Regions from separate parts of the Homo sapiens genome. Here region 1 is linked to region 2. A link is a contact called in ENCODE Hi-C data. All regions are on one chromosome and are shown on one strand. Each heading gives the region's core, a stretch centred on a gene start or an enhancer-like site at or near the end of the contact. The rest is flanking DNA. Distances are from core to core; before and after follow the strand shown.

Region 1 (7,007 bases), core at 4,007-6,506, 85 kb after region 2:
TGCATGCCACCACACCCAGCTAATTTTTGAAAAGTTTTTTTACAGACAGGGTTTCTGCCGTGTTGCCCTGGCTGGTCTCAAAACTCCTGGACCCAAGAGATCCGCCTGCCTCAGCCTCCCAAATGCTAGGATTACAGGTGTGAGCCACCAGGCCTGGCTCTGTTTTTCATTTTAAAATGAAAATCAGTAAAACAGTTCTACTAGATGTTGAAGACTGAGAATACAGGTGTGAATTGGCTCATTTTCACTGGTACTTCTCATTAATTTAGGGGGTTTTTACCTTTTGTATTATGTCCATTGATTGGTTGAGGAAACCAGAGTATTTTCCATAAGGACATTACATTAGTGGTCTTAAGTATTCCCTAAGGCTTATTCAGTGAAATTCAGAAGCTTGAAAGATACTTTAAAAGTTTGAATTTTATTTTATTTTTGAACAGATATAGGCTGGATAAGGGTAAGGGAAATTAGTTTTTGAAAGCAAAGCCATATCTCATTTCAACTTTGGTGATTTTGCTTCAGTTTTTATTTTTAGTTTTGAAACCAAAGCGGAGAGATGAAGAAATAAGATCAAAATCAATAGACGTGAACGTGAACATTTCATTTGACCTCTGCATTTCAATATGATCATAATGATCTTTTTATAGTGCTTTTCATATCCTTAGGGATTATTATGTATTCCACCTTTCTCATTTGAAAGGAGAGTATTATGGATGGGATGACAATGGTATTTCTGTGGTGTCTATATCATCACATACCTTGTAGTTTTTCACTCACCTAGAACATTCCTTCCTGTACACTAAAACATCGGTTTCTATTTACAAAGTATGACATTTAAACAAGTTAATTGACAGAACTGTGTTTGACTGGTATCTCTAAAATGTACTAAACAATCAAGTGTTAAATGTATTTACTTACTGTCTAAGGAAAATTATTGTGGGTAATTAGGTTCATGGTGGCATTTTACTAATACACATTTATCTAAACGACCACGAGATCAGCTTTCATAAGACTATTTTCAGATACCCATTCAAGGACTTTGTTGTTCCTAAGTATGATTTCTTTTCAGTATGGATCTGCTTGTTGATGTCATACTAATAATATAAAAATTTTGCTTACAAGCATCCTTTTTAAAAAGTTATACTTTGAACAGATAAGAATAGATGTTCAGTTACAGTTGTAAAAAATAGAAATGAAATTTTATTGTAAGGTTTCACATCAAGGCAAAGTCAACTATTTTTGCTTGTAATTTGGCATTTTCTTCTGTTTTTTTTCTTTTTTTGACACCAAAATTCATAGACAAATGCTACTGAAATGTAATATAATGCATGTTTTCTACCAGTTAAAAAAAGAACAAGTTGTGAAGTGTAATGTCACTTAAGAATTTGGAATTGTTTTTAGTATGCTGTAAAATTTCCTATGGCATTTTTATTAGGAAAATAATACATGTGTTTATTAAAGCTTTGGAATAATGTCACTGAAATATGCTGTTTATTAATACTTTTAATTTAATATTTAATAAATAATAGCAAACATAATTGGGGCAAAATTGAGACTTTTCCATTCTAATTATTCTTGTACATTTTAAGGAGATATCTAAATAAATAAAATGCCTAGCTGTATTTAATAGAGAAAACATCTTACTAAATTGGTTTACCCCAAATCCATATTTTGTTTTTGTACTAGGTTAGGAACACGATAGCATGATGAGTCAGTATACTGTATTGACTAATTTTATTGAATGAAGAGAAAGAGAGAAAAAAAAAATACATATATATGTCTTTTTTTTTCTTTTTGTGGGGAACATGGTCTCACTATGTTGCCCAGGCAGATCTTGAACTCCTGAGCTCAAGCTATCCTTCTTCTACCTCCTTCAGTGCTGGAATTACAAGCATGAGCAACCACTCCTGGCGAGATAATTTGATATTAAATTATTTAAAGATCTTAAACTGTCATTTATTATGGCCCTATTAATTTTCCATATATCCTATACTGAAATTGCATACCAAAACTATGATAGTAACAGCAGCAACAGCAACAACAAAAAACACCAGTACCTACTTTGTACATTATCTGAGGAGAATAATTGTGGGTAATTAGGCTTCTGATGGCATTTTACTAATACATATTTTTGTGCCTTGCATATTTTAAAGATCCATTCTTTTTTCTTTGCTATGTATTTTCTTTAAGTATATTATAGCAATGTAGTTAGATTTTTTTTAGTGCTGTTTATTACTCCACTATTAGTTTTAGAGGTAATACATCTCTTGTGGATGTTAGAAGGAAAAATCTCATTATGAAAAAAATAGAAGTAAATGATTTTGTAGTCTTTAACACATTTAAATGTTGTATAAATAAATCAGATATATTGTGAAACTAACACGTCACGGTTCTCTCAAAATTTGTTAACATGTCATATGTGAAGACCAAGAAAGACATAGTTTTAGAACTCACCTATCTACATTACTCATGGCTTTAAGAAAGTGTCTGAAATGAGAGTTGCTCTATTTAATTTGGCTTGAGATGATTCCAGTGGTCTTTCTGTTTGTTTTTTCAGACCGCAGATCTGTTATTGTTATTGAACTCACCTGTAATTTGTGGAAATCTTACTCTGTCTCTAAAGATAGATTCATGGTAAACCCATGAAGGTAATGAATCTTAAAACATCACAGCCCTTCACTTGCGTGGGTCTCTTCTAAGGCATTTGAACAAGTTCATGGGGTCAAATACATACAGTAAAAATTGGCAGAAATACAATATTTAAACACAATCTCTAAAGGCTCTGATTTCATTCTCTGACTTTTCTGATATACTTCCCCTCATTTATGGTGGCTTAGGAATAGCCAAGCGCATTTAGAGATGCAGTTAGATGGAAGTTCAGTTGGTGTTAAATTCAATCTAGGTTTAGTGGAGTTATTTTTACGTGGTTTGTAGACACTTGTATACAGTTTTGTTACTGCTAACTATTCTGGTGAAGAAATGGCCTCTAGAAATACTTCTGTTACTCATTATACTTCCTTCCTGATCGTGACATAAATGTGCAAAGCCAGATGTCATATTGCAATTTAAATATGTCCTATGACACCTGAGATATGTGGGTAGTGGAAGAGAGATAATGTTTGTAGTGTATGGAGCCAGAAGCTAGTCTATGGAAAAATCCTTTCATTCATTACATATATATATATAACATTAAGGGACATTTGGTTTTCATAGATAGCTAATCCAAAGAGAAGTTTTCTCTTACATATTCTTGGTGGAGTATGTAGAGTACACAGAGCACATGACAAGGGTAGTACTTAAAATTACCAATGTACCATACTTTCCCCCTCTTGATGAGTAAAATATGAAATAGAATTTATCAGAATGCCAGTGTTTGTAAGGCACAGGCTGGAGCAGTGTAGCAAGCACGAGCTCTTGTGGCAGTGTGGGTGCATGTTTTATGCATCACAACTATCAGTAGTAAAAAACAAATTTGGATCAGCTGTTCACAGGAAAAGCAACATTATAGAAAGTAAACTGAAATTTTTACATGAAGAGACACTCATAGACTATGTCGCTAAAAATATTGAAGTATTAGAAAGGAATATCAGGCAATTAATTAAAATGCTTTAGTTTTCTGGATTTTGTTGGTTGTGGTTCTTGTTGGCTTTTACAAATTTATTTCTTGTGATTTCTTTTTCTAAATAACCATTCACTTTGGTATCTAATTTTCTATATGTAATTTTTCTATTTTGTTTTTTATAGAAGGACCCTTAAATTTTACAAGTTTTAGACCCCACAAAACTTGAATTCACGCCTACCTTTTTTATTTATCAGGTGATAGTTTCAAGAAGTTGGCATAGCATTCCCCTGGACATTCACAGGTTGATATGTACATTTTAGGATATTTCATTGTATCTTTAGATATCTTCTTTGTATTTCAGAGATTTAGGATTTGGGAGAAGAGAGACTGAAAGATTAAAAATTAAACAAATTCATTTTTTAAAGGACATTATTTAAGTTTATAAACTAAAACATTTATTTATTTAGTAAAAGCTTTGAGCTAGAATAACCCATTTTCGCAGTTTATGTTAAATAAATGCTTGGCTTAAAGCCCTCCTATTATAATATGGACAAAACTAAATGGAGGAATAAACAGATTTTAAATAAATTTCACTAATATACTTTGCTTTTATACTCTCCTCCCCCTTCTTCTCCTCCTAATTTTTGGAAGTTTCCCTCACCCTCAACTCCCATTACAGACTTTATATGAAGAAAACTATTATTTAAGTTACTTTTCCTTAGTAATGGTGTTTCTGTTAGATTTATAATAAAAAACATCCTTTAGTAAATGAAAGCTTTTTTTTTTTAAGTTTTACTCTTGGTACTTAGAAAAATCACACAGGAATAGAATGTATGCTGATTTTTTAATGATATTTTATAATTCTGTAATTTTTTTCATACATTTGATTATCTTATGACATCCTAAAGTGTTCTTATCATTAATTAATAGAATTCTATGTAAACTTGAAAGAATGTTTGTAAGTAACTTTTGAAATCAAATTGTGAAATATGTGAATGAGACTGTACCTTTGAAAATGTACAAAAGCAGGTATGTTAGATAGATAAATAGTGGTCATAACAAATATATTATCTAATAAGTTGGTTCAAGGCACTTTTATATATCTTGCCATTTATTTCAACCCTTGATGAGTAGACCTTTATTAAGCTGTGATGATTACTGAATATGAAATGTAACCAAGATTATTTTTTATTCAAATATAATTTAAATATTCATCAAAGAGAAGTTATGCTTGAGACTGACAGAGACTATTAACATCAAAAAATATAATTAACTGCATTGGGTATCATGAAGCAGAGTTAGCCAAATAGCCGAGAGGTCTAATTGCTCTAGAGTTTGAGAAGCAATGGTTTTATTTTATGCTGTAGCTGTGGAATTAATAGTAATGCGGTTTCCTATGTGGGCCAATTAAAAGCTGCCTGTTAAGGTTCACTGCTCTATAGGAAACCCATTGAATATCGCTTAGTAAACAGGATTGACATGTCAATGTGTACAAGAAGATAAAATAGAATAAAAACTGTGAAAATGAGAAGTAGTATTAAAAGAACTGTCCTTGAAAACAACTCATAAAACTCTTTACCATTAGTGTTATGGTTGGTGTTGTAGTGTGCCTCCCACGTTCGCCTTTCAGGATCAGGCACTGTTTCTCCCAGCTGTCAAGAGAGTTGCCTGCTGATGGGCTCACAGCTGAGTCACTCCACAGGAACTGCCACGGGCTGAAGGGATCTTAAACTCTTCTCCCCAGAGGCAGCCCCCAGTGAATCCCAATGAATGCCAGAGTACAAAGGATTGGCTTCTTCATCTTTGCTTCATTTCAGGGACATCTCTGAAGGTCTCTGCCAACTCCAGAGCTCCCGCCCTGAGGAATTTGCTGGGCTTTTGTTGCGACTGCACTGGAGTTCGCCTTCTCACTCTCCCCAACCCTGCATCTGTCATGGCTTCAATGATAGTTCTAAGAGCACTCCCAATAAGCCTCTGAGAGATCTCTGCCTCAAATCTGTGCTTCCCTTGTTATCCAACCAAAGAAAAGTGCTAATACATTATAGGAATCTAGTAATTAAGTATAAAAACTAAAGGTTTTAAAGGAAAAAAAAAACAAAAAAAAAGCCCAATTCAGGTCTAAAAATGGCTTTTTGCACTCAAAACGTTTATCTTTGTCTTGTCATCCTTTTTCTTTAATAAAAGTAATATTTTGACCTTTGTGGCTCTATTAAGCTTTTTAACTGAATACAAAAAGAAAGTGCTTCTGATTGAATCCAAAAGGTTTTGCCTTGCCTTGGCTATAGAGGTTTAGAAGTGGGCAGACATTCTAATGGCATTTTGACATTAATGAGGTTGCTGAAATGGAAAAGTTTAAGGGTCAAAGATAAGAGCAGCGACAAGTTATTCTAGTGTTTCTTTTACTTAATAATGTCATATCAAATATGCTTAAGAAGTTGACCATGATTCCTTATGTAGAATATGTAATGTTTTATGAGTATACTACTTTAAGTATTATAATACTTTTTGCAAATAAAAAAATTCTAAGACTTACTATAAAACATGCCACCTCAGTCTATTAATATGTTTAGTTGCAACTTCTGCAAAACGTGTAAAAAATTTTAAAATTGCTTAATAGATTTTATTGTGTACAATATGATAATGTGTATAGTGTGTCTTTAAACTGCAGTGATAAGGCTGTTTTCCTAGTCATTCATTATTTAATGTGCTTACTCTGTTTATATCTGTGGCATAAGAGTGCACGTTAGCTTTCAGAAGAGCACAACATTTGCTGCTTCACAGCACACGGCCCTCCACTCCCAAGCCTGCACATGGTGTTAGTGATAGTTAAAGCACTTGAGTCTAACATTTTATAGATTTTGATGAACCGAGCCTTTCAGACAAGTTACTGATATGAAGCTAATTCAGGCTAGAAGTATAATATGAGGATAGACACTTTCTGCTTTCATTGTCACTTTTAAAAGCTTCTACAAACTGCTTGTGTAAACTATAAATCAGATACATTTTAGTTTGGTTTATATCATATGGTTATGGAACCATGCTTGGCTTCTGAAAATGATATCTTGTCTTTCATTGATTGATTTGCTGCCAAATGATTAGTGGGTTCTGAGATATAGAAGCAAATGTGCCAAACACTCTAACAGTATTTATTAACAACTGGTAAGAATATATTAGTATATTTGTTAGAGTACAGTCTGATGTTTATGGAGTTAATATATTTTAGAATAAGGTAGAGCGTTATGCAGTGCATATGATTCAGAGACTCTTAAAACAGTGACTAACCCCTCAAAGGCTCTGTAGTCTGGTGAAGAAGAGGAGATAATGTACAGAAATAACTGTGATACCAAATCTCCCTTATAGTGTAACAAACTTTCAAAAGCTGGTGGAGAAGGGAAAGTGGTAAGTTATGGCCTGAGAGGGGAAAAAATACTGTATGCTCGGGATACTG
Region 2 (6,938 bases), core at 4,398-6,897:
TTTTCGTTATCTGTAGTTTTCCCAGGAAGGCAGAGTGTGAAATATGTGAGCTAAATGCTTCAGGTTATTATAATATTCCTGTCAATATAATAATCTATAAGTAGATTTCAAAAACAAAGATTTTCTGAAACAGTTGCTTCTTTTTAAGATATGAATTAGAATAATTGCCGAGACATATTTTGATAGAAGAGACAAGTCCTTAGTTAAACATATTGCAGAAGCCCCCAGATGGCTTCCTTAACATTACTTAAGGTAGAATCAGGACCATAAATTTATCATTGGGAAAATTGGAAAATGATTGAATCATAGATTTATAATCTCTTCCTACCCTTATATAGTTGCTGAACTTGAGACCTAGATGCTTGCTACTGCAGTCCTTGTAGGGGCAGGTTGAGCCACGATTCTATAGTGTGCACTTGATCTGGATCTTGACCTCTTCATTAAGATGACTGATTGATCTAGGTACACGTCTCAAGGAAACACAGATCCAGAAACTGCTGTTAGTTACTTCTCTTAGCTTCTCATCACATTTACTACCATTAAGTTTTGGGAGGTTTAGTAATTATTATTTAATGCTTATTTTGGATCTTGGTCATTTTCTTGCATATTTAATTCTCATAAGATTATTAATTTCTTGAAGGTGGCAGCTATATCTTAATCTGTTTTATAATGCCTTTAGAACCTAACACAGGACCAGTTAATACAGAAGGTAAAAAAAATTAATGAATAACACTCGTTTTAGCACTGGATATCCATTAAAAATGTGTAGGAAGTACTCACTGGATATTCATTGACTTGACTGGACATACATGAAAGTATAGTGCTAATGTGATCTACTTTATGTTAAAGGCAAGAAATGTAAGTTTAGATAACACTATATTGACATAGTTTGCAAATGAATTGTATCATTTAATTACAAAGGCAATGTGCTATAGCACTTCACAAAACTTCAGCTTCTTACTGTGTATTCTTTATAGTTAATTTTTCACATATATCTATATTTTATTTTATTTTTTTGAGATGGAGTCTCGCTCTGTCTCCTGGGCTGGAGTGCAGTGGCCTCATCTCTGCTCACTGCAACCTCCACCTTCCGGGTTCAAGCGATTCTCCTGCCTCAGCCTCCTGAGTAGCTGGGATTACAAGTGCCCGCCACCACGCCTGGCAAATTTTTGTATTTTAGTAGAGACGGGGTTTCGCCACATTGGCCAGGCTGGTCTCGAACTCCTGACCTCAGGTGATCCACCCGCCTCTGCCTCCCAAAGTGCTGGGATTACAGGCGTGAGCCACCGCGCCTGGCCAATTTTTCATATTTATTTTTAAGATCATTTGATGTATTTTACTCAGATTACCTCATTACCTCTAAGAAACCTCTGATGGTGATATTGATGATCTAATATATGACAGATCCTGGGTCATTATTATTTCATTTAGTGGTTGTATATATAGACCAAGAGGGAATTTGAATATTGATTCGGGGAATGGCCAGTAACGGTGATTTATGAACAAAGGATCCAGTGCAGTGAGCCAAACATAAGATTGCATCTTATGAGTGAGCCACGTTGAGTTTTTTCTGTTATACTTACCCGAATGATGATTAGTCCATAATCTTGTAGATGTTAATATTAAAACCTTTGTTCCATGACTATTAAAGATACATTGCTAGTTATATTGGAGGAAATATTTATGTATTTATTCTTTGGACTTACTATGAACAACTTCTCTAGTAGTTTGGTTGATAAAATTTATCAGTGTAATTAGTTATATAATTTAGGCACTTTAGTAATATAAATGAGTAAATTAGGATAGCTCAACTGGAAATAGTAAAAATTAAGTTAATATTTAGCTGTTATTACCTAAGGGATGTTTAGCTCATGTAAACATTTTAAAAATCAACTCGCTATTCTTTTGGTGTTTCCTCACTTTTGTATCTCAAGATGATTTTGTTCTGTATTCATTTTTTTATTCTAAAGGAAAAGATAGTAAAATAAGGTTATCTGGTCTACATAATTAGTAACAGTAGTGATTTTAGAACATGGGCTTATTTCTCAGCCCTTCTGCTTGCTTACTTTCCTTGAGTAGGTTAAGTTTTCTGCTTTTAAGATAAAATGGATATATTTCTTAAGGTTGTTGGGAAAATTGCATGGAAGAGTAAGCACACTGTTATCTACCTAGTTTAGCTGTAATTTTTTTGGGAGCCTAACTGTGTGCAAGGCAGTTACAGGTTTTTACTAGGACGAGTTATTTTTAAAGTACAGTGTAATCTCCCTGTGGATGAGAAATTTTGTTTCTTTTTTTCCTCAGTACACAACATATGTAATAGGTGCTCAGTAAATATTTGTTGAAGGAATAATTTGGTGAATAGTGGAAAGAATGGCTTTGTAGATAGCCTTGATTGGGATCTAAGCTCTGCTGCTTATTAGCTGAGTAATTTCAGTTGAGTTATTTTACCTCTCGGAGCCTCAGATTTCTGACCTTTATAATACTGATCTTGCTTTTTTGGTAAGGATTAGTGATATGTATCTTACAGTATTTCAGACAACACAGAAGTTAGCTTTTTCCCAATTTGAGGTAAATAAAAAGTTATTTTTAAATGGCAGTCCTCTCCAATTTTAAGACATTGTATTTCCTCCGAACTTTCTTTTCTTCTTTTTGATATGGAGTCTCACTGTGTCACCCAGGCTGGAGTGCAGCGGCACGATCTCGGCTCACTGCAACCTCCACCTCTCGGGTTCAAGCAATTCTCCTTCCTTAGCCTCCTGTGTAGCTGGGATTACAGGCATGCACCACCATGTCCAGCTAATTTTTTGTGTATTTTTAGTAGAGACGGGGTTTCACCATGTTGGTCAGGCTGGTCTCGAACTCCTGACCTCGTGATCCACCTGCCTTGGCCTCCCAAAGTTCTGGGATTACAGGAGTGAGCCACCTTGCCCGGCCTGAACTTTCTAATAGTCTAGAGTCCTCAGGCAGTTTTTTTGAATTGAATTACAAGTACCATGACTAGAAATATTTCCTGAGTGTCTACTATGTCTGCGAAACGAAGAAATTTTAGTAAAGGGTAAGACCAGTGATGAATATTAAGGGGACTTCTGTATAAATAGTTTAATTAATGTCCTCTAGACTTGATAGCAGTGCCTGCAGAAAGAAAATGAAGAAAGAGGGTGGTGACTAGTGGCTGGCCACGTGGTTTTAAAATCTCTGTGAGCATTGCCAGCCCCAGCCCTATCCATGTGAAGAAAAGAAAATAAACTCAAACCTCAAAGAATGCTGAATGTCTGAAGCTTCTAAGAAAGCCTTTCTGATTAGGGATAGCAAGGGTTTGCTTAGCTGACTTACTGAAGGAAAACTCCCAGGGGTAATGATGTGTTCTCTGATGTTAAGAAGGGGAAATCTAGTCTGTAAAGATTACACATAAAATATTTCTGAAAAGTGAATAACCTGATTGAGGTTCAGCTAAAGTGAAATAAAACTATAATTTATTTTTTCATTTTCTGAGCCTTTGCACAGAAAATGAAAAGGCAGAATTGGGTTAGTGTCATCCTTTTTTGTGTTTGTTTGTTTTGGTAAAATACAGAAAAGCGGCTCTTGTTAGTAAATTCTGTCTCATAATGATTATAATTTTATGATGCAAATAAGATCTGAGACTGATTTTGTAAAGCTAACTTCAGTTTTCATTTAGAGTTGACATGTATTTAGTACATAGAATTTAGGCTTACCTAAAACATTAATGTTTCATTTTACACAGCATTAGTGCATAATAACAAGGATGGGTGACTTTGGTAGTTCTCATGCTTAGCTGGCTCTTTTCTTTTCCTGTTCTCTTCATGTTATAACTGTTTTGGGCTTAATAGCCAGTGTTTGCAGTAGTTCACTGTCCATGAGTAGAAACCAAAAATAAAGCTTTAGATAGAACTCCTTATGGTGGCTTTGCTCCTGGTGGAATATCAACATTAGTTAACCAGTTTTAGAAAATTGTAGTTTAATTTTCTTTTGCCCTTATTAATTTGAAATGTGTTATACTCTCTTTCAGTGATGCTTATTAATAAACATTTTATTTTTTCTACATTTGTTAAATAAGCCTCATCACATAATAAGGCTAGGTGTGATTTCCTGGTAATGTAATGTAAATATGTGACTTAAAATTAGTTAGCGGTGTTGTCCTTTTAAGTAATTTTGCGGACAGTTTTAGGCGCGGGATATTTAATGCAGCTAATAAATGGAAGCAGGTTACTGTCTGAAAGACTGCAGCTGACTGTACATTGCACGTAGTGTATAAAACGTTGAGGGCTGTTGGGATATACACAGCTGAAGCATATTCCTGGAAGTTACTGCTCAGCTTTGGAAGGTTTGATAGTAATGATGCATTAACGGACTTTTTACATGACAGGGTAATAGGATACTTAGATCAAAAAAAATGACAGAGGTTTGGTAGACAATGGTTTGTGGTTTATAGGAACAAGATTAGGATGAAATTGTTTGAATCTTATTTGAAGGATAAGGAAAAAGCAGAGGTGGGAGTAGGTTGTACGTTAGAAGTGGTTTGGATTTTTGAAAGTCATAGTCATTTATAGTTTAAGTAGAAATCTGTTGTATCTTGTTTTACTAAGAAATGAACTATTACGTAGCAAGCATTACCAGGAGCTTCACCATGCACTACACCTCTACCCTCCCAGTTCCTCCCCCACTTCATCCTAAGCTCTTTGATGTTCTTGGAAAAAGGTTTTCTAAAAATCAAAAGAAAGTTATTAATGTGGGAATCATTTGAAGTAATCTTTTCTGTTTGTTGAAAGGAAATTTAATAGACCTTTTCTGGTTTTGTTATTTGTTTTTGTTTTGCTTTGTGAAATGCTGTTATTGAGCTTTTTGCAGTTACAGAATTTGAAGGACAAATGTTAGCTGTTATCTATGCCAGTGGTTTGGCTCCAATATGATTTAGAAGGAATGCCTTCTTGGGATTAGTGTCATGATATTTGATTATTTATTCGTTCTATTCTTAGCTGATTGTGGTTTGTTAGGTATTTCAACTTTCATTAACATTTGTTTAATGGAAGGTTGTTTAAAACTTGGGTCACAGCAGTAAAATCTTTTGATTTAGTTTCCAAATTGCACTTAAAGCTTGAGGTTTTGGAAATAATTTTATTTGATGTAAAAGCGATTGGGCACAGGTTGTAGAATGATAAAAATAAATTTGACTTTTTTTTTTACTTATTCATTACACAGGCAGATTGACTTAAGCTTTATTTTTGTAAAAGAAGCCATGATTTTATACATTCTAGAACCTGTTTCCATTTGTCAGAAACAACCACTTACATGGTCTCATAATTGAATGATATGTATTTTTAAAATTGTGTTTCACATTCTCAAACCTTCAGAATACACTGAATTTTTAGTATATAAAAATTTTCATAAGATATTCTTTCCTGGCCAAAGACCACAATAGAGGTCTTGATTGTGTGGTTTCCTCCTCCTTTTTCCCTTCACGAACAGAGGTTTTCCTATCTTGGCAGCTGTTTCCTACAAAGCAGTCATCAGTCCCTGATTTCTTCCTTCCTCCTCCTTCCCACAAACAAGGGCTCTTTGAATAGTGGATGACTGAAGACAGACTGATCTTGGATCACTTTAAGAAAGTGGAAACGTGTGCAAGAGTTGAGCATGTGGGCAAGCTGCCTGTAGGCACTAGCTCATTCAAATCAAACAATGAAAACTTGGACAGTAAAAATTCTTTGCTTGGAATCTAGAGTGGTCCAAAGGCTGACTTAATTTTACTTGCAGCACTTCATCCACGCGTTTACATTATTCTGATTGCTTGATCAGATCATCGAACAGACTGTAAGAATATAAGAAATTGTTCATTGATGGCCTTTTAAATGTGACAAGCCATGAGATTATCTGACTTTTTAAAATGCTTTATGTAGAATAACTTTCAGGTTTAAGGCAGGCACATTGCTACAGCAGTTGTAAACTGCAGGTTCACTTTTGGTTTTGGTTACCTTTGAATAGTCTATGGGAGCTCAGAGTGAAAAATGTACAGAGCCAGCCAGCTAGTTTTGCAGGGATGCGTGCCATGTGTCTCCATCAGATTAATTTTGGATACATCATTCTTTTTGAGGAAGTTTGCATTTTCCTTTGTTTCTTTGGACAGATAAGCATCTGAGGTGTTCTTAAATGGCATAATACTGATGTTGGTGATGCCTCCCTCTCCCCTGTGTCTTCAGTGCTTTCAGAGAGAGAGCTAAAACTTGGGCCAATTCTGGGTCATAGAGGGATCCTTAGGGAAGCATTTACATCTCTGAAACTGTGGGCCTGAATGATTTCAGATTAATTTCTTACATTATTTTTGTTGTGTTCTTAATAAAGCAAGATAGTACCTTTATAGGTAATAAGTGTTTCAAACCATTTAACATCTGCCTGCTTTTCCAATCAGGTTACATTATAATGAACTGATAGTAGAATGTAGTGTACTGCTAATAGCATCCCGTGTGATAAGCTACATGAAGCATGTAGTAAATGCACAGTAGGTCAGATAATGTGCAAGAACTCAAAAGTTATCAGGAAAATTTTGTTTTCTAAATTTTCTTTATGGTTTAGTGACAGCATCGAAATGATGTAATGAGTTTGTTTTACTGAGTTATGTATGCAACCTCAGAAAGGGAGGGAAGAGTTCCCTCCCTGCTGCACTTTGTAAAACTCTTTAGTTGCAGCAGGTTAAGGATAACTGGAGAAAACTTGGTGTAAGAGTATTATGTAGAATAAAATAATAGGAAACGAACATGAAGAAACTGTAAGATGTTCCTTTAACAGAAAAGTTTGTGATTTCCTTTCCCTCAGAGGCTAAATGAGGAGGCTGGATATATTTGGGAAATGCCTTCATTTTATGTGCATTATAAGGCTAATGTTTGCTGTGATTCCTCACACGACCTCAGAAAGAAGTAAAACACTTG

Evidence for each region. Hi-C counts contacts between places; a loop is a spot of excess contacts on that map.
Region 1: a map of esophagus muscularis mucosa shows a loop between it and region 2 (1.9-fold over the local background). The contact joins two enhancer-like sites. A Hi-C loop is called at or near these places in 5 of 168 maps with a recorded cell type or tissue (Calu3, astrocyte of the cerebellum, endothelial cell of umbilical vein and 2 more).

What each region holds. Positions count from the first base shown.
Region 1 is chr1:81,915,220-81,922,226 of GRCh38, forward strand. All of the region lies in intron 3 of ADGRL2 (adhesion G protein-coupled receptor L2), which reads left to right. Among named protein-coding and RNA genes, the nearest start is that of ADGRL2, 120 kb to the left of the region's middle. Within about 2 kb of position 5,257, at least 4 of the 41 ENCODE cell types and tissues checked have a DNase peak (open chromatin) inside an H3K27ac peak, as active enhancers do.
Region 2 is chr1:81,829,509-81,836,446 of GRCh38, forward strand. All of the region lies in intron 1 of ADGRL2 (adhesion G protein-coupled receptor L2), which reads left to right. Among named protein-coding and RNA genes, the nearest start is that of ADGRL2, 32 kb to the left of the region's middle. Within about 2 kb of position 5,648, at least 3 of the 41 ENCODE cell types and tissues checked have a DNase peak (open chromatin) inside an H3K27ac peak, as active enhancers do.